Linked DNA regions of Mus musculus: all the other regions are linked to region 1. A link is a loop called in an ENCODE intact Hi-C map of the cell type or tissue named here. Cell type or tissue: left cerebral cortex. All regions are shown on one strand. Region 1 overlaps A830082K12Rik (RIKEN cDNA A830082K12 gene). Region 2 has its middle 130 kb from the start of Gm25383. Region 3 overlaps Slf1 (SMC5-SMC6 complex localization factor 1). Region 4 has its middle 20 kb from the start of Gm31946. Region 5 has its middle 130 kb from the start of Gm25383. Region 6 has its middle 270 kb from the start of Gm25383. Region 7 overlaps Mctp1 (multiple C2 domains, transmembrane 1).

The links. A loop is a pair of places that touch in the nucleus more often than their neighbours do. Peaks named below come from ENCODE experiments on the same cell type or tissue, not always from the same donor. Only the 100,000 strongest peaks of a DNase experiment are listed, where the experiment ranks them.
Region 2: a loop joins it to region 1, with 5 times the contacts of the local background. A loop is called at or near these places in 11 of 42 quality-filtered maps.
Region 3: it touches region 1 in a loop (4-fold over the local background); 11 of 42 quality-filtered maps call a loop at or near these places.
Region 4: a loop joins it to region 1, with 11 times the contacts of the local background. A loop is called at or near these places in 2 of 42 quality-filtered maps.
Region 5: a loop joins it to region 1, with 3 times the contacts of the local background. A loop is called at or near these places in 11 of 42 quality-filtered maps.
Region 6: it touches region 1 in a loop (4-fold over the local background); 2 of 42 quality-filtered maps call a loop at or near these places.
Region 7: it touches region 1 in a loop (2.9-fold over the local background); 5 of 42 quality-filtered maps call a loop at or near these places.

The regions. Positions count from the first base shown.
Region 1 is chr13:78,199,401-78,203,400 of GRCm38, forward strand. All of the region lies in intron 1 of A830082K12Rik (RIKEN cDNA A830082K12 gene), which reads left to right. Among named protein-coding and RNA genes, the nearest start is that of Nr2f1, 2.5 kb to the left of the region's middle. In left cerebral cortex, a CTCF peak has its summit at 2,370 (motif pointing left); DNase peaks (open chromatin) are centred at 1,199, 2,334 and 3,823; H3K4me3 peaks cover 3,742 bases; H3K27ac peaks cover 3,228 bases.
Region 2 is chr13:79,026,420-79,030,419 of GRCm38, forward strand. No RefSeq gene overlaps it. Among named protein-coding and RNA genes, the nearest start is that of Gm25383, 130 kb to the right of the region's middle. In left cerebral cortex, a CTCF peak has its summit at 1,878 (motif pointing left); a DNase peak (open chromatin) is centred at 1,871.
Region 3 is chr13:77,043,649-77,047,648 of GRCm38, forward strand. Slf1 (SMC5-SMC6 complex localization factor 1) reads right to left here. Exons shown (of 21, transcript NM_134071.3): 19 at 3,462-3,554; 20 at 2,874-3,056; 21 at 1-382. Among named protein-coding and RNA genes, the nearest start is that of Slf1, 90 kb to the right of the region's middle. In left cerebral cortex, a CTCF peak has its summit at 1,915 (motif pointing right); DNase peaks (open chromatin) are centred at 1,930, 2,959 and 3,781; H3K4me3 peaks cover 1,017 bases; H3K27ac peaks cover 905 bases.
Region 4 is chr13:78,445,249-78,449,248 of GRCm38, forward strand. No RefSeq gene overlaps it. Among named protein-coding and RNA genes, the nearest start is that of Gm31946, 20 kb to the left of the region's middle. In left cerebral cortex, no CTCF peak of the experiment used is centred here; a DNase peak (open chromatin) is centred at 1,555; H3K4me3 peaks cover 417 bases.
Region 5 is chr13:79,032,597-79,036,596 of GRCm38, forward strand. No RefSeq gene overlaps it. Among named protein-coding and RNA genes, the nearest start is that of Gm25383, 130 kb to the right of the region's middle. In left cerebral cortex, no CTCF peak of the experiment used is centred here; no DNase peak of the experiment used is centred here.
Region 6 is chr13:78,889,486-78,893,485 of GRCm38, forward strand. No RefSeq gene overlaps it. Among named protein-coding and RNA genes, the nearest start is that of Gm25383, 270 kb to the right of the region's middle. In left cerebral cortex, no CTCF peak of the experiment used is centred here; DNase peaks (open chromatin) are centred at 1,969, 2,353 and 2,995; H3K27ac peaks cover 1,422 bases.
Region 7 is chr13:76,842,376-76,846,375 of GRCm38, forward strand. All of the region lies in intron 15 of Mctp1 (multiple C2 domains, transmembrane 1), which reads left to right. Among named protein-coding and RNA genes, the nearest start is that of Gm24519, 240 kb to the left of the region's middle. In left cerebral cortex, a CTCF peak has its summit at 2,401 (motif pointing right); a DNase peak (open chromatin) is centred at 2,514; H3K27ac peaks cover 317 bases.

The sequences.
Region 1 (4,000 bases):
CAGCCCGAGAGCGAGCCGAGGCCGGTGCTGCCCGTGCCGCCGCCGCTGTCCTGGCGGGAGCCCTCGCCCGGTTTCAAGAGTGCGGGGAGCTGGGAGAGTCGAGCAGGATCGGGACGAAGCTGCCGGCGAGGATCAGGGCGCTCGGGTGTCTGGGGGCCAGGTCCAGGGCCGGACGCAGCCAGCCATTCAGGAAGGCAGCGCTGGAGAGCGGGAGGCAGCCGGCGAGGAAGATCACACACTTTGCTCTTTTTGTTGTGCGGGTGGCGCCGGGTTCTCTCTGCCTTCTTCTTTCGGGAGGTGACGGAAGGGGGAGAAAAATACGAGATAATTCACGCCAGCGACGAATTCACAGCGAAATAGGAAAAAAATAAAAATCAGAAGAAAATGCTTGAGAAAATAAGGAAAAAGAGAAAGCGAGAGAGACATCCAAAGTAGGTCGAATAAATAATCCTCTTCTTTTCCTCTTTCTTGCTTCTTCTGCTTCTTCTGCTATAACACACAGAGCTAGTTAAAAAACCCTGGAGATCGCCCAAAAATGTTCTTTTTTTAGTATTTTAAATAAGTGCTCTTCAGCTGGGAACCAACACCCTCCCTCCAAAAAAAATCATATATATATATATATATATACATACATATATATATATAATAACGATAAGAAGAATACTGAGGGGTGCCTCCTCCTCCTTTTTTTTTCAAGTTTAGTCTTCTCTCTTCTAGAGGAAAGGAGTGAAAGAGAAAAGGAGGGAGAGAAAGAGGAAGGGCGACAACTAGTAGAATATGTAAGGAAAAGAAAGGGGGAGAGATAGGGCAAGAGGAGAGTGGGTGAGAGAAAGGAGAGGAGGGAGAGAGGGGCGAGAGGAGAGGAGAGGAGAGGAGAGGAGAGGAGAGGAGAGGAGAGGAGAGGAGAGGAGAGGAGAGGAGAGGAGAGGAGAGGAGAGGGACCAAAAAATTGAATGCGTTTAAACGGGAGGACACTCAGAGCAATGTTTCCGAAAGGGGGATCTGCGCGAATGTCTGTATATAGTGAACTTTGACACTACTATTGAAACTGACACGTTTCTATGGAGATCTCTGCCTTATATGGAGCTCGTGTCAAGGAGCCAAGAGAAGGGCTGCTGGCAACTGATAATCAAAGGCGACTGACTGGTCAGAGCCCTGAATGGGGGGTGGGGGGGGGGAGAGAAAATGGGAGGCTAAGGTTAGCCAAGCCTCCTTCACGCCATTGGTTGGAAAGTCCTTTTCCCCTCCCCCCAGCTACCTACAGTCTGGGATGTCGAGGGGAGGAGAAGAGAAAGTGAGGGGGGGGGTGCTTCTGACAAGCATAATTTACATTGAGATCGCCCTGCGCTGCTATTTACTCTGAGACCTGATTAGTATGGGTCGTGTATGGTCACACACACACACACACACACACACACACACACACACACACGAGGGGAAAGGGATGATGAGGGGAGAACGCGTTGTGATGGGAAAAAACGAGGAGAAAGAAATTACTGTATATCTTATGAAAACTTTTCAGAATTAGGTTTTATGAGCGTAAGGAGTGGCACTGAAAACGTTAAGAAAAAAATTAATGAGGAAAAAAACTCCATCATTTTAATGATTTGTGAAGTCTACTTGGTTTAGAATCTTAGTTCACATTCAATATAATCTTAGTCTGTATCCCGCTCATTTTATATAATTATGAAAAGCCTCCTCATTTAAAAATCTGAAGTATATCATAGTTTCGGAGGCGTAATTACGACAAAGCACACACATGAAACTGCAGCTACTGCCACAAATTCGATCCGAATCGATGATTCCTATTCATCCCAAAGATGATCTTAAAATAAACTTTCCAATCAATCCTCTTTTTCCTTTTTCATCATTTTTATTCCCAGGATGCTCAAACTCCAAACAATGCTTCAATGATTATTAATAAAGCATTTGTAACTCCTCATATTGTTGTGGGGCGGCTGTTAGTGCGGACAAGTCAGTCACAGGAAAAGAGCAAACGAACGAACGAGAAGACGGGGAAGAGGGAGAGGGGAGGAGGGGAGGGGACGAGAAGTGGGAAACGGAGGGGGAGGGGGAGGGGGAGAGGAGGAGGAGGAGGAGGAGGAGGAAGAGACTGAGTCTCTCACTCGCTGTGTGGTGGTGGTGGTGGTGGTGGTGGTGGTGGTGGTGGTGGTGGTGGTGGTGGTGGTGTGTGTGTGTGTGTGTGTGTGTGTGTGTGTGTGTGTGTTGGGGTGTGTGTGACTGAGACCCCATTCCCGAAGGTGATTGGTCGCAAAAGGAGGGGTAGGCAGGAGGAGCGGGTCCCGCCGCGGGCCTTGCAGGAATCGCTAGGTCGGCCTGCCACCTAGCGGACGGGAGCCGCTCTCAGGCGGCACGCAGCCGAGTCCCTCCTCCCCTCCTCATTGGCAACCAGTGCCTTTTCTCCAAACCAAGACAGCACTTTGAAAATTCTTTCAATGGAATTTTTTTTTCCTTGAAAGATGGTACTGGGGAAAACGATACTTCTATTAGTTACATATTCTCCAATCCCACACTCGCAACCCCCCTCGTTTTAAGATCGCTCTCATCCGCAGGCTCAGGCAGGCACAGGGCGGCAGAGTGACAAAGCCACGGCTGCCTCCACCCGAAGTGGGAGTGGGAGTGAGAGTCCCTCTTACCAGCCCTCAACTAGGGAGAGCGTAAAAGTTTGTCTCAAGCGTTCCGAGCGCCCCAAGGTAAAGGTGGAAGTAAATGGCCAAGTTGTATGGAAAGAGGTAGGGTTTGGCTATTAATACTGGTTCCCACTTTAAATCTCACTAGTGAGGGCTTTAGAAAGCGCTGAGTGTTTGGGGCACGCTTTGCGCTTTTTGGTCTCTGGGATCTACCACTTAGTGGCCAGTGATATATATTTTTTTTAAAGAGCAGAATAAAGACTTTCTTATGTATGCCCTTCTATTTGGAATAATGGAGACTGCATTCTGCGTGCTGCGGCCCATTGTACGCAGATGATGGAGAGGCGGGACATGGGGTGGCAGGGGCTCCTGGCCTTAGCCTCTCAGCCCTAATATTCGTGATCAAGTCTTCCGGTTCGTTTAAAGGTGAAATTGATATGATAAAAAAAAGGAGGGAAGGAAGGGAGGGGGGAGGGAGGGAGGGAGGGAGGGAGGAAGGAAGGAAGGAAGGAAGGAAGGAAGGAAGGAAAGAGGAGAGAGAGAGCGTGTGCGCGCTGTTTATATAGAAATTCTAAATTTTACTCCCCAAACAATCAGAGACAGGGAGTAGTGAGCAGCGGAACGCAGCAGAGAAAGGGAGGCTGGGGGAGGGAAGAGTCACAAAACAGTGGGAGAGGAAGCAAAAAGCAAGCGTCCGGGAACCGGAGGCCTGCTGGGTGCGGGGTCTGCATGCCTAGTCTCCCTCGGACTCTGGGCTGTACACGGTGGGCACCAGAAGTGAGACTCGGCCAAGCCCTGCCGTACCAGGCAAGTAACGCAAAGATAATCGTGTGTGTGTGTGTGTGTGTGTGTGTGTGTGTGTGTGTGTGTGTTTTGAAACTTGGGGTCTGTAATCTTCGATAACGTGGCTAGGTAGAAAGGCAATCGTTACTCGTCCTCGCCAGCCTAGATAAACAGTCAAGGCAGCCCAGGTAGGACCCGGAGAACTTTCGTCCGGGCCTGGAAGGTACGCCTCCTTGGAGGAGAGGATCCTTGCCAGCCCATCAGTCCAAACCCAAAACAGGTCCTCTCACTAACCTCTCCCACCCGGAGCGGGAAACGCTACGTGGGCAGGGGACCCGAGATTGCATCAAGTTTAGCTTCCGCGCGGCCAGCCTGCAGCTTGCAGAGATGGAGAAGCCGTGGAGCCCGCCGGCCTCGGCACCTGTGCCTAGCCGCGCCGCAGACAGGACTTCGCGAGTCGCGCTCAGTCGCCAGCCTGAGGTCGCCCCGAATAAAATAAGGCAATCGATGGCTGCCCGTTTGATGTGGGCGATAGTGTCAGCGGATTAAAGGGGACAGCGGTTCTC
Region 2 (4,000 bases), 830 kb after region 1:
AAAGAGACCAATTAGAATTTTACATGTAATACATGTAAATGAAGAGGCATAGCTGAACAGTGAACAAAGTTTAACTTATTAAACAAAAAGTATAGAGACTTCCAAGGAAGGAGGTTTTAAATGATTCCTAATAATACAATGGCACAGAAAAAATGTCCCAAAGTGTTATTTATCAGACTGGTAACCAAGGCTTAGAGACCTTTTGGATATTCATCTGTTTGTGTCCTCCATTTCTAGTCTTTCTTTGGTCTTATATGCACCCTTGCATTTATTTCAATGTTAACAGTGCTCAGTGGCATTTTGCTCCAGAAAAGACCTCATGTCTTAAAATATTTATTACTTTTATTATGAAGGAATTCTTTAAAAAGAGTAACATTAGTTCAGTGGTGCTAACATCAGTAGCTTAACATGATCATGTCATGAGGTTTGGAAATTATCCTGAGTATTAGAACTGTTGGGTCGTGCATAGTTTCAGAGTTATCTTGGCTTTGCCCTGGCCTCCATTCTCAACAGAATGATAGGGCATCACTGGAAAATTTGTATATGAAGAATTAAGTTTATTAGAAAGTTTCCAAGGGACATTATTGTCTTTGTTGAGCAAAGTGACTTGAAGTGAGGGAAAAACTGAGTCAAATAACTATATATGATCACCAGACTCACTATTGTGAAATGCCTTTGATTTAATGAATGGAGTATTCCAGTTTGGGTCAGAGATGAAAGCTGTCAGCAACAGGAATCTTTGTCCTTAGCCTTTCTTCCATGGAGTCCTGCTCTGCATAAATTAAACAAATATTTTAACTATAGTGGTTTTTAGGGACACCAATTACCATTGTGTGCATGCTACATATTGAAGTCCTGCAGGACAGGTCTTGGAAAAGTACTAAAGCTGGGTCCTGGGAATTTTTTAAGGTTTCCCTCCTCCAGCTAATAGTCATGCTGGTCTCACACTACTTCCCACACTATATTAACATCTCCCCATCAACTTTTAGCCTTTGAAAGAGACGTTCTCTTTGACAGAGAAGGTGCCAGGAATAATCCTAGCTGGTAGATAATTTGGCCATCTTCTTGTGTTCTGCCTGTGCTCTGCACACATTTTTTTTTTATTTTGAGGACCCTCAAGACTCAGTGACCTCATTTTCCACATCGACTCATCCCTGAAACAGAGTCTAAGTGGGTACTGCTATATAAACATTAATGATAGGGGTAAGAAACACTCTGCCCTTATCCATATTAGCTTTCATTGTGAAGAAGGAAGTTTGTGATATGGAAGAGGACAGCTGTGTTACAGGAGACAAAGGGTTATATTCCTTGTTGGTCATGTGCCCTTCTAGAAACATAAATATGCCCTCTATACGTGTTCACAGAAGATTGGAAGATCTTGAATCCAGGTGAGAAAGAAATGCACTATGTGAGGTATAGATTGTATGTGTGTGTACATATACACATATGTGTATCTCCATGGATGAAGACAGGCACCCACCCCAGTGAAGGTCTTCACAATCTTTGGAAGTTCTGAAAAAAGTTTTTCTTTTCCTTTTTTCCCTATCATCCGCAATTGTTCAGCAGAACTTTGCTAAACATTTTGTCTGCTGCTATACTGTGGGAAGCATAGAGATGAGTCCTGTGTCTCATTTACTACAGATTAGCAAGAGGGCATCAGAAATGACTTTTCTGAAGTTGTGCTGGGGCAAGAATGTGGTATGATTAGAGGGATCTATAGCTCAGGGACAAATGCCAGGGGACAGCCAAGGAATCACCTAGCACAGATTTCAGCGTATATAAGCAATGATTGGGATTCTCACAGTTACCATAACACAAGAAATTGTTTAAAAGAGGCAAGTTTGTCAGGGTGGAGTCATTAAAGGGAAGGGTGACCCCTGGAGGCCAGAACAGCCTACAGCATGATCTGTCTTCAGTCACAGATTCCTTTAGGATTCATTCCCAGTAAATAATAAAAAATGCCTATCCACTCCCCAAATGCCAGCTAAGCATTTTGGAAATGCATTATTTTATTAGAGTCGCTTATTGGATTAATGTACAGTTAGAGCTAAAGGAATAAATGTGGAGTTAGTGGTGGTTAGCCTGCCAGGCACCACCTGCTCCCTGATGCTCTTGAGCCAGAGGTTCAGCCTTTGCTGTTTCTGAATACAGGTTCCCAGCAGCAGAGCTTTCCTCTCATCCCCTCCAATACTGGTGCACTCAGAGTGTGGCCATTGCTTGCTAGTGTTGGGCCTTTTCTAGAGCTTTATTTATTTGATTTACCATTTTAAAAACCAGCCTCTTACAATTTGTGCTCAATAGATATGTGAGCTCCACCGTCATCAAACCTCTGGGGAAAAATTCATGTCTGTGGACAGTTTGAAGAACCAGCAAATTTTGTTTTCTCTGTGTTCTTCAGTTTTGTAAAGTGCTGTGATCATGCTAGAACATTGGTGTGCAGGATGGCAGCTCTAGTTTAAGTCTAAAATACACGTGTCATTTTCAAGAATTATTAGGGTTTCATGAATTCAGAAAGAGCTTTTGTATCTTTAAATAATATTTATAATTCCCAACTGCCTCATATATATCATTTCTGATCAGATATAGATCTCGTCAGTATTGACTTCTACTTTCTTTTATTTAACTTTTAAGTTAAATAATATGGAAAATAATATATGTTTATAATAGAATTTCTATTGTCATTATTTTCTTAAAGACAAAAATTCAAAAAATAATTTTACTTGTTTTGATTAGAGTAACTGGGATATCCCACTAAAATGAAATAAATAACACTTAGGTCCTTAGTCTTGTTTTTATGGAATTTACATTTTTTATTTAGATATTTTTATATTTACATTTCAAATGTTATCCCCTTTTCTAGTTTCCCCTTCGAAAATCCCCTATTCTTTTCCCCCTCCCCCTGCTCCCTAACCCACCCACCCACTCTTGCTTCCTGGCCCTGGCATTCCCCTATACTGGGGCATAGAACTTATACAGGACCAAGGGCCTCTCCTCCCATTGACGACTGACAAGGCCATCTCCCGAAGGAGCTAGAGAAAGTACCCAAGGAGCTGAAGGGGTTTGCAGCCCCATAGGAGGAACAACCATATGAACTAGCCAGTACCCCCAGAGTTCCCTGAGTCATTAGTCTTTTTAAAAACATAAAAATGTTATTTTAAAACAGTGGTTCATGATATTTGTTTAGGCACTGAATGTTGAGATAGTGCTGGTTCTCTTGTGTCAATGAAGATAGAAAACCTTTCACAAGTGATGTTTTACAGACTTGTTAAAATTGAACAAATAAACAAAAAAGCTTCATAGAGGAAATAGCATTCTCAGAGTAAATGGGAAAAGGGGAACTCCTTAGATTTAGCTGCTGAAAGAGAAGCTGCTCTAAGACTTCGAGAATTAGGGGCCATCATGAGAAGCAAAAAAAGATAATGAAAGAAAGAAAACAAGTACAGAAACATTCATAAGTGAGCTGAATCATAACGATAAGTAATAAATATATTGACTTTAATGAAAAGGGAATGAGCTGTTTTGTAAAAATATGCAATGGGACTAAGACTAAAGAAAACAGTCCAGAAAAACTGAGCTCAAAATTATTTGGGAAAAAAGTGTTAGTACATATTTAGAGCCAAGAAATGAGTCATTTCATCTTCATATGGCTTTGGTTTCTGGAAGGACAAAGGTCAAAACTCCTTTGTTTTGCATGAACTGGTCACCTCCTCTGAAGTGTAACCTGATAGGGGGCAGGAGCTCTAGTGCAGACAGCCTTTCCCAGACACCCACAGCTGCAGAGCAGTAATTTCAGCAGCAGGCTGGGGTGTTGGCTTCAGGAAGAGGCTTCTCCTGTCTTTTACAATCTCAGTCTTACAGTCTAGACCTGGATAATGCTAATATCAGTGGATGAGTTAATGTGGAGGGGAAAGTGGTCAGGGCTGTAGGCAACTACAGGCAACCCAGGACTTCTGAGTGTTTGGGGAATGATCTTAAAGAAGAAACCCCAATTGGCAGTGTC
Region 3 (4,000 bases), 1.2 Mb before region 1:
TTAAGAACACTTGGGAGCTTCTTTAATGTCTTTATATTCCTAGCATAAACATCCAATAACCAGTCAGTATGTGCATTGCTGGCTTCTGTATCACTATTGCATGCCATAAGCAACTCATTTAGATGACCTAACCCTTTGAAAGCTAGAATAAATTCTGAGGACAAATCAAATATTGAACAAAAATTAATCAACATCCTACTAAGTAAAAACGAACCAAATTCAAGCTGTTGGTGGTAAAAATGTTTCTGTGTCTTAGCATGAAAGTTGTCCACTGTATCGTCTATATTTGTAATGGCAAATAGTTCTTCCTTGTCCTTAGGGGACAGCACATAATCCAAGGGCAACTCCCCCTTAGAGTTCCTCTGCTGTAAAAGTTCTGGGCCTGTGAAAAAGGAAATGTAAAATGTTAAGAGTAAAACACTTTTATTTTGCCAGGTTAACGGCTGCTTTCTTCCCCCACCTCAGTATAATAAAAGCCTTCCAGGATTCTGTTTATCATCATACTTGCTACTGATTAGCTGCCTACATATATTGTAATTGCCCATACAGACCAATAAAGGTGGGTTTACAAACTGAAAATTCTACTCAACTGACTAATGAATTCTGCTAAAACATAGTCTATATGATAAGTGAAAACAGTTTTTAAAACCTTCCCTGCTGCCAATTAAGAACAAGAAATCCAGTACTCTCAGAAGAAATTAATAAAACACATTAATTAGAACCTTAGGAAAAAAATAGTTTCTTTTCCATTACTGACTAACCACCTGGCAATGTGAAAACTATAAAGACCCTTCACAGATACAGTACAATTTGTATTTTATACTTCTAATGTTTACTGTTCACAAAGGCAAGGGAGTCATAAAAACTTCAAAGTTAATTTTCTAAATTGAACTCAATACTTGATCTATCAAACCAAAGCCGAAACCAAACCAAAACTGAAAAAGCCTGCTATAGTCAGAGTTAGTACTTGCAAAGTACTGAAATGCTCAGGACTCAAGTTCATCCTGAGTATTAGAGGATGACACAAGAAGTGAAAAGCAATGGTCCGTCCATAACAAGGTATAGAAGTGCTCTTTACTCTTATCAATCACAGCTTGTAACCCTTTGTGCAGTCACTCACAGAAATGTAAGCAGCAATATGAAAGTATGGTAGGATACATTATAACACATTGTACCGTCAGAAAGAATAGATTATTAAGCGCTAAAACTCTTAATGATGACTATAACCACAAATATAAAGGCTACATATATATAATTTGTGGGGAAAAAAGAAATTTCAAATGAAAGTTGTATTATCTATTATTTTGTTAACATCTTAAAACAAAAGAAAAATATTTTTCTTATTTCTGTTTGGAAAACATTACAAGTACCTGAAGTAAAGTTTAGCAATATATACTCTTGAAATTATTGCTAGCAAGACTGAAAGTCTTGAAATGAAGAGATTATAAAGCTGCCAGAGTGATAATGTCAAACCATATAAAGGTTCAAACCCAGAATCTGACTAGATAAGTCAACAAATAAACAACCTAGTACAAACAACAACAAAAACAACACAGATGTAATTTAGCCAGTGCACCTTGACAAACCTAAGTACAAGTTAGTTTTCTCTCCTAGATCAGAGACTAACCCACATATGACTCTGTTAGCTAAATCAGCACAGCTGATCTAATATCACACTATGCTAATCAGCTCGAATCCATTAAAGAATACTTCTGATATAATTTACATTATTTGATACAGAAATGAATATTGGCTTGCATGTCAGATTAAATCTTTGAGTACAAGAAAACAGAATACTTAATAGAAAAAAAAACATTGGGTTTATAAAACTAGTAGTATTTAAAAGAGAAGGTAGAAGAACTAAAAATACATCAATTATGAAACAGTGTTGGTAAAACAGACACACTTAGGCCTTTAGGGGGCAGGAGAAGACTATAAATAACCAAGTCTCTTAAGCCATCATGCAATATATCCAGGCTTTCTTAGATACTCATAGGGAAAAAAAAAGGGCACATGGAGAATATGCCTTTTGTTTTTATGCAGAATGAAATGCGTTATTTACAGTATAAAACACATCAAATTCTAAGTTAAAATTAACACAAACAAAACCAATAGTCACACAAATGTTTATGTTTTTCATATTACAAGCTAGTTATCAGGGTTTCGTTTTTAAAACACAAATTAGTCTGAATATTTTGAAGCAAAATTTTGTAATAGTTCAGATGCAGAAATGTTACTAAAAGGGGAGTTGCTGAAGATAAAAATGAATCAGAAAAAGCAGTATATGGGTATGAAGCTTAAGTTATCCTCTTCATAAAAGCCTTGTACTATATTTAACATGACCTGAAAATCCAGCTTCAACTTAGTTGATGGTAAATATAAATGAAAATATCTTAGGCTATCTTTTCCATACTCTATAAAGGAATGTCATATAAAGATAATATTAGCTTAGCCAGTTATACATATATACACACCACATACATATGTAATAAAAAATGGAAAACCGAAGTAGTCATAAGAAGCACTCAATCCACTTATTAACAAGCTTTCAGAAATTATCACTTCACAAAGATACCATATACATTAAGTTAAAGCAATATTTAAAACCAACAGCTTCAACTGCAAAAATATACTTTCATACATGAATGTTAATAGGTTTTAACAATATATATATTATAAAATGGTGCTTACAACAATTAATACAAGGTGTCTGTATTTAGGAGACATTTTGTCTTTACTTTCTCATTATATTTTATATAAAATAAAAGCACCTTTTCTTACAGACTTTTCAATATAAAATATTATCTGCCTCTGAGGAAGTCATCAAAAACCTAGATAATTTCCCGAAAGCCCTGTAACAGGAACGCACTCACCCCCACGCTGTAGAAGCAGCTTGCCAATCTCCACATGTCCGTTTGACAGCGCATCATGCAAAGGCGTCACCCCGTCCACTTGAGTGAGCAGATCCACCTCTGGACAACGCTGCAGAATTTCCTGGACACACTCCGTGTTGCCATAGTTGCAGGCTTCATGCAAAGGCGTCCAGCCAGCATTGTCTAAATTAGAAATTAAGGCAAGTTTTAAAACAGCAGAAGTACTGTTGGTTGCAAAGTATTGATATTCCACAAGTCCCCTCTATTACTCTGTAGGAGCTTCATATATGAAAAACAGCATTGGTGAAAACGAGCCCACTGTAATCATGTTTCTACTTAAAAATGAAAATAAATAAAAAGAAATTTTAAACATTAATATTGGAATATGACCAGAAAATTGCTTCTAAAATATTTTATATTATTAGCTCTAAATTATCACATAGTGAATTATTTCAGTTTGGCTAGTAACTATTTTAGAAATATTTTTAGTAAATTTAGTTAAATGATTTTTCTTAATACGATATAAAACTATTTTGTATAACAAATTGTACGATGCTGAAGGAGGACACAAAGACTTAGAGATCTTACCTTTAACATTGATGTCTATTCCTGGCAAAGACAGAAGGATAATCAATTTCTCCACTTGGTTTTTTATGCAAACTCTATGCAGAGCTGTTTCCCCTGACATAAAAAATTAATAGATTATTCCAGAGAAGACAAGATATCAACTAAAGAAAATAACAAAGGCCATGAACTAGAAGGTCTGGACCCATGCCAGACTGGTTTAAACATCTCTTGAATTAAAAACAAGAAAAGGAAGAAGGAGAGGTGGGGTGGGAGGAAGCCCAGTAGCCCAGAGCTTCTGCTCTGTCAGCAGCTCCGCAATGATTCTACAAGGGAAGCTCTACACAGCCATTGTCTCTCCCAGTTCAAGGTTAAAGCTTCAGTCCTGCTAGACAAACCCCAGATGACCAGACAACACCAGAAATACTTGGTTTGTAGCAATAAAAGTTTTAAAGTGCAACTGCCCTCTCTTAAATTTATTCATGAATCTACGCTAAAATGTATAGCTCTTTCTTATACAGCATTTATAGCTTAATTCAAATGAATGTTTCTAGCTAAGCACG
Region 4 (4,000 bases), 250 kb after region 1:
AGCGAAGAAGGAAGAAGACGATAAGCCACTGAAGACTATGGAGACCAAATAATTCTTTCGCCTTCCTTTGTTGGTTTTTTTTTTAATTTTTATTTTATTTTCTAAAACATCTTTGAACCTGATTCATTCAGCTGGTCTGGTAGAAAGACATTTCCCTAATGTGGCTTACACTAGTTAGTGAATTCTCATATTTTCTCCCACCAAGGCTGTTCACTTTGTGAAAGCCTTCACAAAGAGTTTCACAGTGAGAAACCTCCAAAACATCCTCCTCAGTGCCCTGGCCTGGCAGCCTCTCTTGGTGCACCAGACAGACAGATATAGTAGTGGCTGTGCCTTTACTCTCACTGTCCTTCCTGGTAAATACAAATGGAATATAAGCCCCAAATGACCAATTAGAGCACTTCATGCATTTTTCCATTAGCCATACAACAGTAGTCAGCCTAAGGAAATACAACAAAAAGCTAATATGTGGTAGTCTGCTGATACCTGGTTGCAAACTTGCTCTTTAAAAAAAAAAAATTAAATCTTGAAAGAGCAAAATTTCATGAATTTCTGTTGTGTCATCTAACAAAAGAAACACATAGGTATTCCAACATGGGAATGAGCACTATTTGAGCTGAAGTAATTCATCCTGGGCTATTCTTTGCCACGGCGTCCTACAAATTGCATGACCTGCTTGTTAGGCTTGACAACAGTGTTTTACCCAACAAAGGCCTCTGCAGTGCTGAGCAGCATTGGAATGTCAGAATGAGCACATTTCACACACAGATGTGCAGCCATAATAGCCTATAAGAAGATGCATGTGGCAGGGAGCACATGGTGGGGGCTAGGGCCAGGGCTGGCCAGTGCACAGTGCGTGAGCATGTAGTAGCCTACATGGGGCTGGCTGGAGGGGGAGGCCGACACTTAGCAGCAGGAACATGGCCCCGCTGACCACATTTAATCAGCCCTCTGTAAACAATTCAACATTTTCATTGTTCTCTAAAAACTAATAAAGAGAAACAAGCACTTTTCATTCATCTTGAAGTAATTTTCTGTCAGGTCGGAGTCCCCTGTGGCCTCCAGCTTGGGCAATGCTAGCTGTGTGATACAACAACTATTGCAATTTATTTTACAAACTCTGGTCATTCACATGTCAGTTAGTGTTCACGGAGCGGCATCTGAGACTGTGCAGTTAACGAGTTTTACAACATTTCTATCAAGAGAAACTGTTTAGCATAACTGACTCTTAAGGAGTTATTATACCTCTAAAAATCCATTTTAAGGGGTATTATTTAAATAAAATAGAAAAACGGTTCACTGCCTTTTAAAAGGGCTACAAAAAAAGTCCATCAGCTCTGGCGCAGTAATCCTCAGCTTAAAGCGCTCTCGAGAGCACTTCTGGGAATTGTCAGCATAATGAAATGCTTTGTGAAATGTCCAGATACATTCTTCTCCTCGACAATTTTACTGCACCATATTTATTTTCTATCTAGTTTTTAAAGAAGTGAATTACTTTTTGAGAGGATGACTCTATGTTGTGTAGATTAACTGAGCACGTTACTACCAAGGTGCTAGCAGAAGAGAAGGTTCTGTTTGCAGCGCCATTGCTATGCCATCAGCAGGTGGAGGGGAGCAAAGAGAAAGGCAGCCTCCTTGCTTAGTGCTGTGGCTACAAAGGGTTAAAGCACAATGTTGTTCACGCAAGTTTACATTTTCCGTATGCTATAGTCTCAAACGTTTGAATGATTTTGTTACCAATGACAGATATGACTATTTTCCTGAAATTTGTAAAATGGACTCCTTTCTTATTCCAAATAATTAAATTCAGGAAAACTCACACACATGTGCATGAACAGATAATAATGTAGACTCTTTAATATCTGGTCTATTGATATGGACCCAGGTCAACAGGATATGCTATTGAACATTTTATTCCATAAAGAATAAATTTGACCCCAAACCAATTAGTGAGTAAATCCTACAATTTATAGCCAAGTACAGCAGAGCACGGAGTTCATTTGGCACCTTCTATTACCTAACTGGGTAAAACTGCTATATGTAATGTAAGTAGCTTTATGATTCTTTCTATAATGAATGCAAGAAGAAAAATACAAGAAAAAATATATTCTGTACTAAGGAGAGATATTTCATATCCTTAGGGACTGTATCTAGAATAGTGAACATTTTCATTTGGCTAAAATTGGTCTTTTAATTTCTTACAGCAATGTTTGTGTACATGGTTTTAATTTTCTAAAGGGCTTGGGCAGGTACTCTTATGCCCATTAACTGTATCTATCATGAGAAGTACGGTAACATCCATAAAGAAATATAATTTGGTATAACTCATGCTTTTATCACCTCCTACAGACATTATTTCATGCTAGTACATTAATATTTCCAGCATGATACTGTCATTCTGAAAAACTTTACTTTCTGAAGTTCAAATGTGGAGAAATGAATTTTTAAAATTCCCTAAGTGCCTTCAATTTGAGGAGAATGTAACTAACTTCAACATAAACTCCTTTACCTTTTATTTTTAATATTTAGTGGCACTTCAGATAGTGTTCAGACATCGTGCTATGATCATATCTGAAAATTTTACCCACTTCTTGACCAAACGGCTTATTCTTTTCTGTTTCCTCTTTTATATAAAATTTAGTGACTTTCCAGCCATTTTGTCCTCTAATGATAAAAATCAGGGGAGATTGAAAGAAAAGCTTGTTTTAATAATTTAAACTTGAGTCTGTTGCAGTACTTAGATCTTTTTCATTCTTCAAACTCAAAACTTACTTCAGCAGACAGAATGTATCAGTGTCCTATCTGTGCCATAGCAAATCACCTCAAACTTAATGGTGTAAACCAACAGATTTCTATCCTATAATTTAGAGTTCAGAGTTCTCTGTGGGGTAAGCCACTTGTGAACCGAGTGCTATTTCCCCTGAAAGTTTTAGAGAAGACTTGTCTCTTTAGGTCTTCTCTATCTTTTAGAAACCACCAGTCCTTCCTGGAGTATGGTACATACCTGCACATTCAAACTTAGAAGCAGGGCAGATTGTTCTCGGGCAGCATCTACTGTAGCCTTTCTTGTTACCATGTGCTAGTTCAGCTGGAAAATAGTCTTTATTTTAAGAACTTGTGTGATGAAGCAGAGACAATAAGGAAAGTCCACAATACTCTCCCCAGCTCAAGGCCCACCCCTTGAATCACTTGGGCAAAGTCTATTTTAAGATACAGAGTCTCTTTTAAGATACAGTCATAGGAGCTTTGGACCTGGACATCTTTTAAGCTTAACCACAGAGAGACTTTGAGAGTTATTTTCCAAGCCAGGATTTGGAAAATTAACAACAGTTTTGTTTGCAGTGAACTCCATAGTTTGAAAACTATGTACACAATAGTTTGGAAACTTATACCCCAATGTATGTATCTATATCTAAACTGCAATATTATTAATCTTTGTATTAAAGACTCATTTATCTTGTGTGTATGTATGTATGTATGTATATGCAATTTTCTGGTGTTTTTTTTTTTTTTTTATTCTGTTACTCAGTCTTGTCTGTCCTGTAAGGTACATGCAGTTTCTTATGGAAAGGAAGAATAAAGGATGAGGGGTGAGGTTATACTGTGTTAAATGTAGCTTTCGATACATTGCAGAAACTTCCCAGGATGCTTAGATGGTTTGGGAAATGAGTAAGAAATTATTTATTGCTTTTGTATATACTCTCACCTCCATTTGTCCTGGTAGAATGTAACATACCCAAAACTTCCTGAAAGTTGAGAGCTTTAAAGTATAGCATTGGATGACAAATGCCATTTATAACAAGCCAGAATGAGACTGTTTATCAGAAATCTCATGAACTTGAATGGGGTACATGTATGGGATACGACCATATCATGTCAAAATGACTTCATGTCAGTGCACTTGAAACCCCAAGAAACAAACACCCCATTTTAAACACTAGCAACAGAATCCATGTGGAATGGAGCTGAGAGAGAGAGAGAGGGTGATTCTGCTAAGTAT
Region 5 (4,000 bases), 830 kb after region 1:
TGAAGAGGCCTCCTCCTGTAGGAAGGCAGGAGCCCAAGTGGAGGTGTAAGGACACAAACCTAACCTTAAAATTTTGACCCCAAATTTGCCCTGCCTAAAGAAAAGCAGGAGCAAATATGGAGCAGAGTGAAGGAATGGTCAACTAATAATCAACCAAGCTTGAAACCCATTCCATTGTCAAGCACCAATCCCTGACATTAATAATGATACTCTGTTATACTTGTAGACAGGAGCCAACATAACTGCCCTCTGCTCTACCCAACAACTGACTGAAAGATACATTCCAAACATTAGACAGAGGTCAGGGATTTTTATGGAAGAGTTAGGTGAAGAATTGAAGGCTCTGAACCACACAGGAAGACCAACAGAGTCAACTCACTTGGACATCTGGGAGCTTTCAGAGACCAAACCAACAACCAACAAACATGCATGGGCTGGAAAGAAGCCCCTGGGACATATGTAACAGAAGTGCAGCTCAGTCTTCATGTGGACCCCCCAATAACAGTAAGGAAGGCTTTCCCTAAAGCTGTGGCCTGACTGTGGTATCCTTTCCCCAACAGGGTTGCCTTGTCTGGTCTCAGGGGGAGAGGACATGCCTAATGTGGCAGAGACCTGCTGTGCCAGGGCTGGGAAAAAACCCAGGGGAGACTCAACCCTGTGGGAGGAGAAGGGGAGGTGAGATGGGAGGAGAGTCTCTGAAAGGGGGAATTGGGAGGGGATCAGCTATTGGGATGTAAATTAATTAATTAATTAAAAATAATTAAACTTAGGAATTTCCTCTTTCTCCACATCCATTGCTGGTGGGATTGAAAGCTTGTACAACCACTCTGGAAATCATTCTGGCGGTTCCTCAGAAAATTGGACATAGTACGATCAGAAGATCCAGCAATCCCTTTCCTGGGCATATACCCAAAAGATGTTCCAAATGGTAATAAGGACACATTCTCCACTATGATCATAGTAGCCTTATTTATAATAACCAGAAGCTGGAAAGAACACAGATGTCCCTCAACAGAGGAATGGATACAGAAAATGTGGTACATTTACACAATAGAGTACTACTCAGCTATTAAAAACAATGAATTTATAAAATTCTTGGGCGAAGAGATGGATCTGGGGGACATCATCCTGAGTGAGGTAACCCAATCACAAAAGAAGTCACTTGATATGCACTCACTGATAAGTGGATATTACCCCCAGAAATTTAGAATACCCAAGATACAATTTGCAAAACACATGAAACTCAATAAGAAGGAAGACCAACATCTGGATATTTCTTTCCTCCTTAGAATAGGGAACAGAACACCCATGGAAGGAGTTACAGAGACAAAGTTCCGAGCGAAGATGAAAGGATGGACCTTCCAGAGACTACCCCACCCAGTGATCCATCCCATAATTAGCCACCAAATGCAGATACTATTGCACATGCCAGCAAGATTTTGCTGAAAGGACCCTGATATAGCTGTCTCTTGTGAGGCTATGCCAGTGCCTGGACAATACAGAAGTGGATGCTCACAGTCATCTATTGGATGGAACACAGGGAGGAGCTAGAGAAATTATCCAAGGAGCTGAAGGGGTCTGCAACCCTCTAGGTGGAACAACAATATGAACTAACTAGTACCCACAGAGCTTGTGTCTCTATTTGCACATGTATCAGAAGATGGCCTAGTCAGCTATAATTGGGAAGAGAGGCTCCTTGGTCTTGCAAACTTTATATGCCCCAGTACAGGGGAACACCACGGCCAAGAAGTGGGAGTGGGTGGGTAGGGGAGCAGGGCAGGGGGAGAGGGGAGGGTATAGGGGACTTTCAGGATAGCATTTGAAATGTAAATGAAGAAAATATCTAATAAAAATTGAAAAAAATGATTTAATTTAAAGTTTGCATGGATTGCACAATGAGATCTGTCTCAGAAACAAAACAAAAATTATTAATATTCTTGAAATGGCACATGAAATTAAAAAATATTTGATAGATATTGAAACAATGCCTACACACTCATTACTTTTGCGTTACTGAGGCCAAGGGGACGTTTTGTTTATTACAGTTTAGAGGCCATAACATAGAGAGTTTAGGGACAGAACCAGCTCAGTCAGTGGTAGCACTGGCTCGAAGCTTGGCTTTATAAGTTGCCAGATCATGAGGCAAAAAAAGGACCTAGAAACAAGGTTGCCAATAACTTACAGTTATACTTTAATATCCCCAAACTTTCGTAGCTCCCCAAAACAGCAGCACCAGGTGAGCAATGTTACAACACAGTTTTGTAAGATGTTTCCTTTCTTGATGATTCTGCTTTAGCATCTTTAATAAATATCTGATTACAAAGTGAAAGATGCTGACATTTCCCAAACGCTTTTTTTCCAGTATTTTCTTATATATAGGCTCTGCTATGAGGTTGAATTCAGATTTAGTCCATTCAGGTATTTTTTCACCCCTATAAACTATTACACAAATGAAGTGAGTGGCAAGAATTCAGTCTTTAATGCAAGGCAATAAGTGAGTAACCAGAAACATATTCTTAGCTTTAACTAAAAGAAAGCACATGTGTAAAGGTGCAAAGATCAGCAAAACGATAGGTTCAGTGGTTATCTGATACACAAAGATATCAGCTGCTTGGATATTGCTCTCTATAATTTAAAGTTATTAAAAACAGCCTAATTTTAGAGTGATAATCACAAACTTTAAATAGCCTACCCTGCCTTGGAGTGTATAGTGCCCTTGCCAGGAAAGGGGGAGGCAGTAAGTGTGTGGTGCTTACCTGACACAGACATCATTGCATGTGCTGAAGGGAGATCCTGTTCCAGCGCCTTTCCTTCTAAATGTGGACTAAAGTTCATGGCATTGCTGGTGAGAAAACTTCCAACTGTATAGATGAATCTTCTTCCAGGAGAAAAGATGATAATGCACAGCTTAGCCAGCATGGAGAGAAGAGTAAAAATCTGGATGCACACATGCTCAGACTCTGTCGATGCCTACAGCAAGGAGATATTGAGTTAAAAACACTGGGAAAATAGACTAAATGCCAAAAGAATAAAATAGTTATATTTTGTGATTTTTTTATACAATCTGTACTTTATAAATATTTGCATGCCATTTCTTATTCCAGCATATAGAAATGTCAAATTTTACTAATTTAAGCCTCCATTAGCAAAGCATCAGACTATTTTTCTTTAACTCTCATACAGATAATTTAATTGAATATAAACATTGTGCATATTCACAGCAATTTCCATACATTTATTTTAATAAATTAGCTTACCAGGTCAAATATGCCACTGCACAAATTTCTCGCAGACTGTCATTTGTCCTACAACAATCGTATCTTGTATGTGAAGTCAGTGTTGTTTCTACTTCATGGGGTACATATTTAGGGGCTTTATTTCTCCTAATAGTAAAATCTTTCTCATTGGGAAAATGGGTGAATTTACTTACCTCATTTCTCCCATGTTATATATTCGTGTTAAATAATTTTCTTCAAACATGTTATATTAACACTTTATTTATACAATATGTGCTCTTAAGGTTCTTATGTTGTCTTAAATGTGCTATTCCTCTAACTTTTTATAATTTAACTTAAACAACACTTTTAATACTTCCTAAGAATTAAGTTTGGTGAATAATATAAGGAAACCACTATTTTTCTACTGTGTTAAAAAAAAAAGTATTTTCTTTAAAGTCATCATTTTTGGAAGCTAACCACAAGCTCTGATACTCAGAACATACTTGTCACTTTTATCTGAAATTGTCCTCAATGCCAACAGAAACTTAGAAAGCCTCATAAACACACCACGTTGAGATTCATAAGTGTGCTTTGATTTTAACAGAAGTGGAAAGAGTCCCCTTGATCACTTGGCTGAGTTTGCTTTCATTGGCTTTTGCTCTCTCCAAAAATAGAATTTGACCTCAATTGGCAAAGATGCACCATCTCTAAGAATATTTCAAAGGGTCTGCACCAAAAATATCTGAAAATTCCCAAAAAGGACTTCTAAAAATATTGTGAGC
Region 6 (4,000 bases), 690 kb after region 1:
GAGAAATTACACTACTCTGTTTTTGATTTACATCCTCCTAAGAAGAGGATTGTAGCAGGCACAGAAAAGACTCCTGAAAATAGAGGGAGATGCCTCATCTTGTTATTTGCCAGTCGGCTTAGCAAGGGGAAATCTAATCTGGACTTCTAGCCTGAACCATTGTGAGAAAATAAACAACCTTGTTGCAACCACCAAGTATGTAATATATTGCCATGACAGCCTTGGCAACTGTACATATGTAACTGGCAACCATAAACCAGCCCCATTTTAATGTTACTTTTTAAACGCTAATCAAACAAGTGATTTTAAAATCTCTTAATAAACAACTTTAAACTGGGAGCAGATTGGCAGATGGCATAGGAAAATAAATGGATTTTTCAATAAATGAACTGGAATTTAAACCTTTCAGTAAGTTATTTGTGTAACTCTCACCTATGAATGTCATTGACTTATTTTAACAACAAAAGTAATGCTGAAAATATTTTGGACTTATCTTTATACTCAGTCAAGTGGGCTCTCAAGGAAATCAGTGTGACTGTATTATAACCACTTTTTATTGTGTTGCTTAAATATTATTCACTGCTGTCGCTGAAAGTTTTGTTGATTATGAAGAGTGAATTCATTTTCAAAGAATGATGACTTTTTAATATAAACTTTCCCCTCCAAAGGAAGTGTCAAAAAGGTTTAGTCTTTTAGATTAGGGTCAATTCTGTGGGCACACTATACATGACACACACACACACCACTGCCAGCCTGGCACACATGTAACATCTGTCCAGTCCACTCTCCTCGGGATCTTTTCTCTGGTAGCCATCTAGGTTCATCTTGATGCTACTGTATTTCTCAGAGTTCACCGTCCCCTTTTCTTCTCTTGACTGACTCTGCTTAGGTGTGCTTTTCTAGAGGTGCCAACTGAGTACCCATATGCAGGCTACTGTCAAGCTACTTTATTCCCATTTCTTTATTGTTACATCCACACAGCTTCCTCTCTACATTTCATCTCTAGATTTTGTTTTATTGTACCAGCAATGTTTGTTTCTCTGCTTTGCATCTGAATCAGTTCGAGGGAAGGCAGGTATTTTTAGCAAATACATTATGATAGCTAAGCAAAGACTTGGATGTTTAGTTGTCTGTGCTGAAATATCAACATTATTGAAGACTGCCTATGGGTGATTTGATGAACCCTTAGAACCTCCTCTTTATTCTTTTTAGAACAGACATTTCAATGGTATCAACACTGCTGGCCATTTTGAGACTAAATAAAATGATATGTGGAAAGCTGTTTGCTGAGAGTTTGGCACATATTAGGTCATCAGGAGGAAGTGTGCTACATGTTAGGACATGTAGTTACTTACACTTTTAGAGGATGGATTTCCAAGAAGAAATACTTTGTTTCAGCAAAGTCCAAATTTTCATGCAGAATCTCAGATGTCCAGGAGACCGAGGAATTCAGAGTTCAAGGTCAAGCAAAGCCCTGCTAGCTGGGCCTACAGAGTAAGTTTGAAGTCAGCCTGGGCAACTTGGTGAGTTAGAGTATAGGTTAGCCCACTATACATTAAATCTCTACTACCACGAGGAAATACGATCACCACGATGTTAATATAGTTCAGACTTGTTGCTTACTTTAAGAAATAACATGAAGGTGAATTTCATATATCTGCATACATTTGGTCAAAAACCATCAATAGCTGTTTTTTAGCTCAGGAAGTAGTTCAGAAAATTACCATTCTACATTTGTTTCTCACTTTAAAATATATGAATATATGTGTGTGGCTGTGGCTGTGGGGGGGGGGGGCGCGGGGGGAGTGCATGTGTGTGGTTCCTGGTATGTGGGAGGCCTGCGTGTCTGTGGCTGAGTGTGGATCCTGTTCAGGTTTGACTGCAGATACCCCTGGAGCTGGAATTAAAGGTTGACATGGGCTACCTGATATGGGGACTGCGAGGTTACTTCAGGTTCTGAGGATTTCACTCAGTTCCTATGAAAGAGCAATTCGTGCTATTACCCACTACATTGCATCTTAGTCCCTACCATTTCCGTTTTAATGTGAGTTCTCAAATGTCTGTACATGAATAGAAGGAAGCCTGTTCGGTATTTTACTATATTCCATTTTACTAATAGAATGATTTGGAGAGATAAGAGGCAGAAAACAATTTCATGAATCGTACTTGCCTGCTCGTGTGTTTACTAATATTCACAGTATCAATAGCCATCAAGTCGCTAACTTCTCTCACACTCAGTGAGTAAGACAACATAAGTTCAAAAGATCTACATCAAGTAAACCTGAAAGCCTGTCTGTCCTCTGTGCGGTTGGGAACCTACAGATTCACTTTCATTCAGACATTTGAAACATTTCTTCATACTAATTTCAAAAAGGAGTCACTATTTATAGTTTCATTGCATAGGAGAACACGAATTCAGTGGTTAGGGCATGTGATCATGTCCAAGTGTTTGGTGTTAACAGGCCTTCATGGCAGGTAGCTCATACTCATGCTGAATAGTAGTTATGTTAATATTTCAAGCAAAGGGTGTTACTAAAGATCAATTGAAGTCAAATATTAGAAGCTGGACGTTAGATATTTCTAAAACTACTTTTTGAGCTGTACTTAATGCATCCAGTCCAGTTATGCAATTCTCTTTTGGACTATATTGAATTTCTAGCACCCAAACCAGAAAAGAATTCTGGAGCAAGAAGATATATCATTTTCCTTTGAACTCTTTTCCAATGTAGAACACTTCATTCACAATCATATAAAGATGTCTTTGTATCATACTTACTGTAATAATAGACCGGATAGATTCTTGGTAAAACATGAATATTTTTAAATGCTCTATATGTTCTAGCTCTAAACTGCATGCTTTAAGCATATTGCTTTGAAATACTGAAAAAAATGCATACTGAATTTTGATGTGTTCTAAAACCGTCATGAAAATTAACATCTTCCCTCAGCCCAGGGCCAAACAGATTTTTTTTTTTTTTTTTTTTGCAGGGCCAAATTAGAATCTGCCTACATGCTTCAGATAAAAAAGGTAGCAAGCCATCAACTTTTTAAAGTCAGAAAAGGCAAAAAAATTTACATGGCTCTCTTTTTATGGTGAGCCAAGTAGCTAGGGAGGGAAATAAAATTTTAGTTTAACCTTAACCCTCCAGAGTATGTGAATATTAAGAAATAAATTCCAGAATGTAAGCAGGTATTTTAAATTCTATATGAAATACAGTGCTTTTATATAGAAATGTAAGTTAGTGAGCGTAGAACCTGAAGAACATTTAATAGATCTCTCTCTCTCTCCCTCCCTCCCTCTCTCCCTCCTTCCCTCCCTCATTCTATCTATCTATCTATCTATCTATCTATCTATCTATCTATCCATCCATCTATCTTACTATCTATCTTTCTATCTTACTATCTATCCATCTATCATTTATCTTACTATCTATCTATATTTCTATCTATCATCTCTCTATCATTTCTAATTTATCAACTATCTATCCATCTATCTATCTTACTATCTATCTTTCTATCTTACTATCTATCATTTATTTTACTATCTATCTATATTTCTATCATCTCTCATTTCTAATTTATCAACTATCTATCTATCCATCCATCCATCCATCTATCTATCTATCTATCTATCTATCTATCTATCTATCTATCATCATCATCATCTATTGTTTGTCTATTATCATCAATTTAATCTATGTATCTCTATCTAACATCTATCTACCTATCTAATATCTATCTTCTATCACTCATCTATCATCTATCTGTCTATCTATCTGTCTCTATTTTATCTGTCTAATATCTATCCACTCACTCACTCACCCATCTATCTTATCTCATCCTCTTTCTCTCTCTCTCTCTCTCTCTCTCTCTCTCTCTCTCTCTCTCTCTCTCTCTCTCTCTCTCTCTCTCTCATCTACCTGCCCCAAAATCAATAATCTATGGCTATAGTTATAACTATCTTTAAGGTTCACATTTTAGTAGTCTTAATGTTATCAAA
Region 7 (4,000 bases), 1.4 Mb before region 1:
TTATCTGTTCTTTTATGGCTTTAAAAATAGTGAATGATGCCAAAGATCACTGTGCCTTTGTAGCAGAGTGGTTTTAGTGCAGTTTATTGGCTGGCATCTTCTGAAAGCATGTTGCTGGTAAGCTTTGCAGAGATAAGAAGATAAATTTAAAAGTAACCCTTGCTGCAGAGAGGCATAGTAGATCTAAAATTCATGCCACTAACATGAATTTAGTTTTAGAAGTTATTCTTTGTAGCATGAAAAGATAAAACATAGCAAGTAAAAAGAAAGCATCAAGTAGAATTCTATAAGCTGAGAAAAATGGTATTGTTACAATGTGGACAATTTTCCCAGACACAGTATATGTTTGAATGACACACAGCATACCAGGCTACCTTGCTACCAACATTACCAAAATAATGTTCAGTGATTGAAAACTTTTACTTGATTTGGTAGCATTAGGATAAAAACTACCAATTATAATATAGTTTTCATTATCCAGTCTTACATCTTGTTGGTAAAGCCTCCGACAGTGAGATGGGAATGCCTTTGTTGGGACTTTTACTTGTGTTGTGGAGAGGTCTGCACACTCATTTCTATGAGCCAGGTAAATAATAAGAGGACCTGAAACATCTAGCCAGCCTAAGAGAACAATATGTAAAAGCCTTTTTAAACTTTTAATTAATAATTCTTTCACATAGCCTGAATATTTTTAGAAATTGTACCCTCAGTTGTATTGACTGAACACAGTATGAATCAGTTGCAGAAGTAACAATCAAATTTAGAGATCTATTCAAGAAGAAAAGTATTTTTAGGCGCATTAAATATTCATTTCCTAGAAAACTTGTTAAGAATCTGATTTTTAAAATTATGACTCTGTCCTCGGTTTTATAAAATTTCTCAAAGTAATTATAGAGACCCACTTCTAATAAAAAGATTAGCTATTTAATTAAAATAAAATTGAGATCATTTAATCATTTCATAATTATAGGTTATGGTTACATAAAACTAAATATCATATATGAGGCATTTACTCTTCAGGAAGCCTTCTATGAGGTGGGATGCTGCAAATTAGCACCTTCATTGCCCATGCCTGTGTAGACTGTCTCATACATTCCTCCATATGACAACTTGGAATTCATGCTTCAGTAGAAGGAAATGCTGAATATCATACAGCTGCCTGCAAATCAGAACAAACTAGAGTGCTTATTTTACTAGCAAATTAATCTTCCTGAACGTTTTTTATTTGTTTGAGCACTTACCAAGTGAATTTTGCCTAAGTTTATGACTTATGAATATTTCAAAGATGTATTGTACTTAGCATTGTATCACTCAAAACAAAATCAAGTGTTCACACTGTACTTTTGAATGCAACTTGCATATGTTTTAAATTGTGTTTAAAACTAAGGCTGTGCGGAACTTCCCTGGTAGACCAGTAAGCAGGGTTTGAGCTTTATAAATAGAAGCAGTAAGATCTGTAGGCTTCTCTGGCTTACACTGACAATATGATGTGGCATCTCTAACATGTTTCGGGAGGATTCACTCTACCTTCTGCATGTTTTATAGGCCTCGTTTATAACATGTGAGTGACATTGGGATATGCTTATTTGTATGTATGGGGTGACAGAATGTTGATGTGTTTCAAACATAATATTCATAATTATTCCATTTTAAGATAGACTTGTAGTTTTTTATAGTTGAAGGGAAGTACTTTTAAATACATTTCTAATAATCTGACGTATAGATCTGTATTTCTGAATTTCCAAAAATGTCACATGTCCTAAAAGTTTCTGAGAATGCAGTGTTAATTTGATGCATTTTTCCCATGAAATACTGGATTTTTTTTATTCCAACACAGATGACCACCTGAGCTTTATAATCAAAGCAGTTGGCAGTTTCCTATTGAAGAAATGCAGCTTAGAAATGAAAATTGAATTATTATATATGATATATTGCACATATTTGAATGAGTCTCTTTTAAAGTCTTTAGAGAGCCAGGGAGAGTTTAGTATGAATGGCCCTTTCTCCCTACTTCTGCCACCTCATGAGGTTGCCTCAAACCATTAAACACTGCAATTACTGCACTGAAGAGAAGATTATTAATATGGATTCTCTATGGAATCCATGTAAGTAATCCATACAGATTAGGAGTGTTATATTACATTATTGAGAGAGAATATTTTCTCTATCAAAAAAGCAATTTACATTTGTCTGAAGATCAAATACCATGTGAAACAGTAAACAATGTTAAACCCTAAGACTCCATTCTAGCTTTAAATCAGAAAGTATGTTACAAATACCCACGTATGTTACGATATCTTTACCTGCATCTGAACTTGCCTTCTGCCAGCAAATAATGTTCATACTGTTCCATTCCTCCTCTGCCTCTGCACAAATTGTCTTTTATGTCATTCTACAGCATGGCCTGTAGGGGGCAGTGTTGCACCACAAAAATCTCTTCAGCAACTCATTTAGTTCAGCCAGAAAAAAACTTGCTCCATTACAGACCTGTTAAAAGCAGGCAGAAGCTATTTCCATAATCGTAGACTTTGACGATGGTCTGTAGTCTTGAAACTGTGACCTGCAGCTTTAGCATCCAATTGTTTGGCCTTAAAGTTCAGGTTCTTTTAAGGAAGTGGTTTTACTTTGTATCATGACCCCATGTGAGCTGGAGACAGCAGAGTGACTAGGAACGTAACCTGGAAATCAGAAAGCCTGGGCATGAAGTGTGATGCTTTCAGCCTTACACCATCTCTTAGATTAAAATAAACTGACAGATCTCCCAAGTGATAGCAGAGCACTGTAGTAAAAAAAGATGAGAAGAGTGTTCCTGAAATTAAGCACTTTCTCCCGTAGAAGAAACCGTGCTGTTACATCTTGCTGCTCTTAGAGGCCGAGACCTGTTCAACCACTTCTATGAAGAACAATCAGAGATTAAAACATGCCTTATTATCATACTATTTTTTAGATAGCTAATATAAAGTACAATTACATATGTCATATAAAGTATATATGTATTTGTAAAGATATGTAATTAAGTTCATATTGTGCACATATAAGCTGTATATGCAAGGAAGGTAATTTCCTTCCCTTTGAAGCAGTATTTGAGAATAATTGACAGAGGTATATTCATTCAAGCAGTGCAGAGCATGTGTTCTGTACCCAAACTGTACCTTTATTCCTAATTCATGAATTGAAAACAGTACATGATGTTTTAAGAATTGTAGCTTTTGGTTTATTTTAGAATAATAAGCTGTCTTGCAGAGAGCTGTTTGCCAGAACCGGAAATACTTTTGCAGCTTCATTCCCTTCTCAGTGCTTTGACTGTGTCCACCACGATAACAATTCTGTTCTAAATTGGGATTCCAAGTTGATATGTCCTGATCATGTGAAGCAGAGATAGAGGTAGGTTGCATAGAACAGGAGACAAGTAAGTTGGGTTTTACAGTATGAGTAGGAGTTTGATGAATGCTGAGAGCTGGAGAGAGCACTCCAGATGAAAGGCACATGTCAATAAACAACACGAGAAAACATTTCCTTAGCTCTCAAACCTGTTATTATCACTTCCAGAATATTTCTATTCCATATTATGACTATTCAAATGTCTACTAAGGACGTCCTAAAAACAATTTTATATTTTACATCTTACTGAGAAAGGAAATTGATTTTCTATACACAAAATTCTTATCAAACAAGTATGCCTCACACCCAAGAAGGTCTAATTCCATGATCTTTAAAAAAAAAAAAATTTCCAAAGCCATGACGATCCATTCCTGTGTATAAGAGAGACTTGTTGATTTCACGGAGTAAAGCTTGGCTTCACTTCTCACTGAAAATATTTTTGAATAGGGAAACTGTTCTTAAGTGGAGAGAGAATGACCCTTGCTTGTAAACTGTGTGTTGAGATTTTTAGTTACAGCTGTTAAGTGCCAGAACAGTCTATGGTACTGATTTTGTAGAAATTATCCTGTATTTCTAGGGGCTCTATGGCATTAACTACCACATTAGCTGATAAAACTAC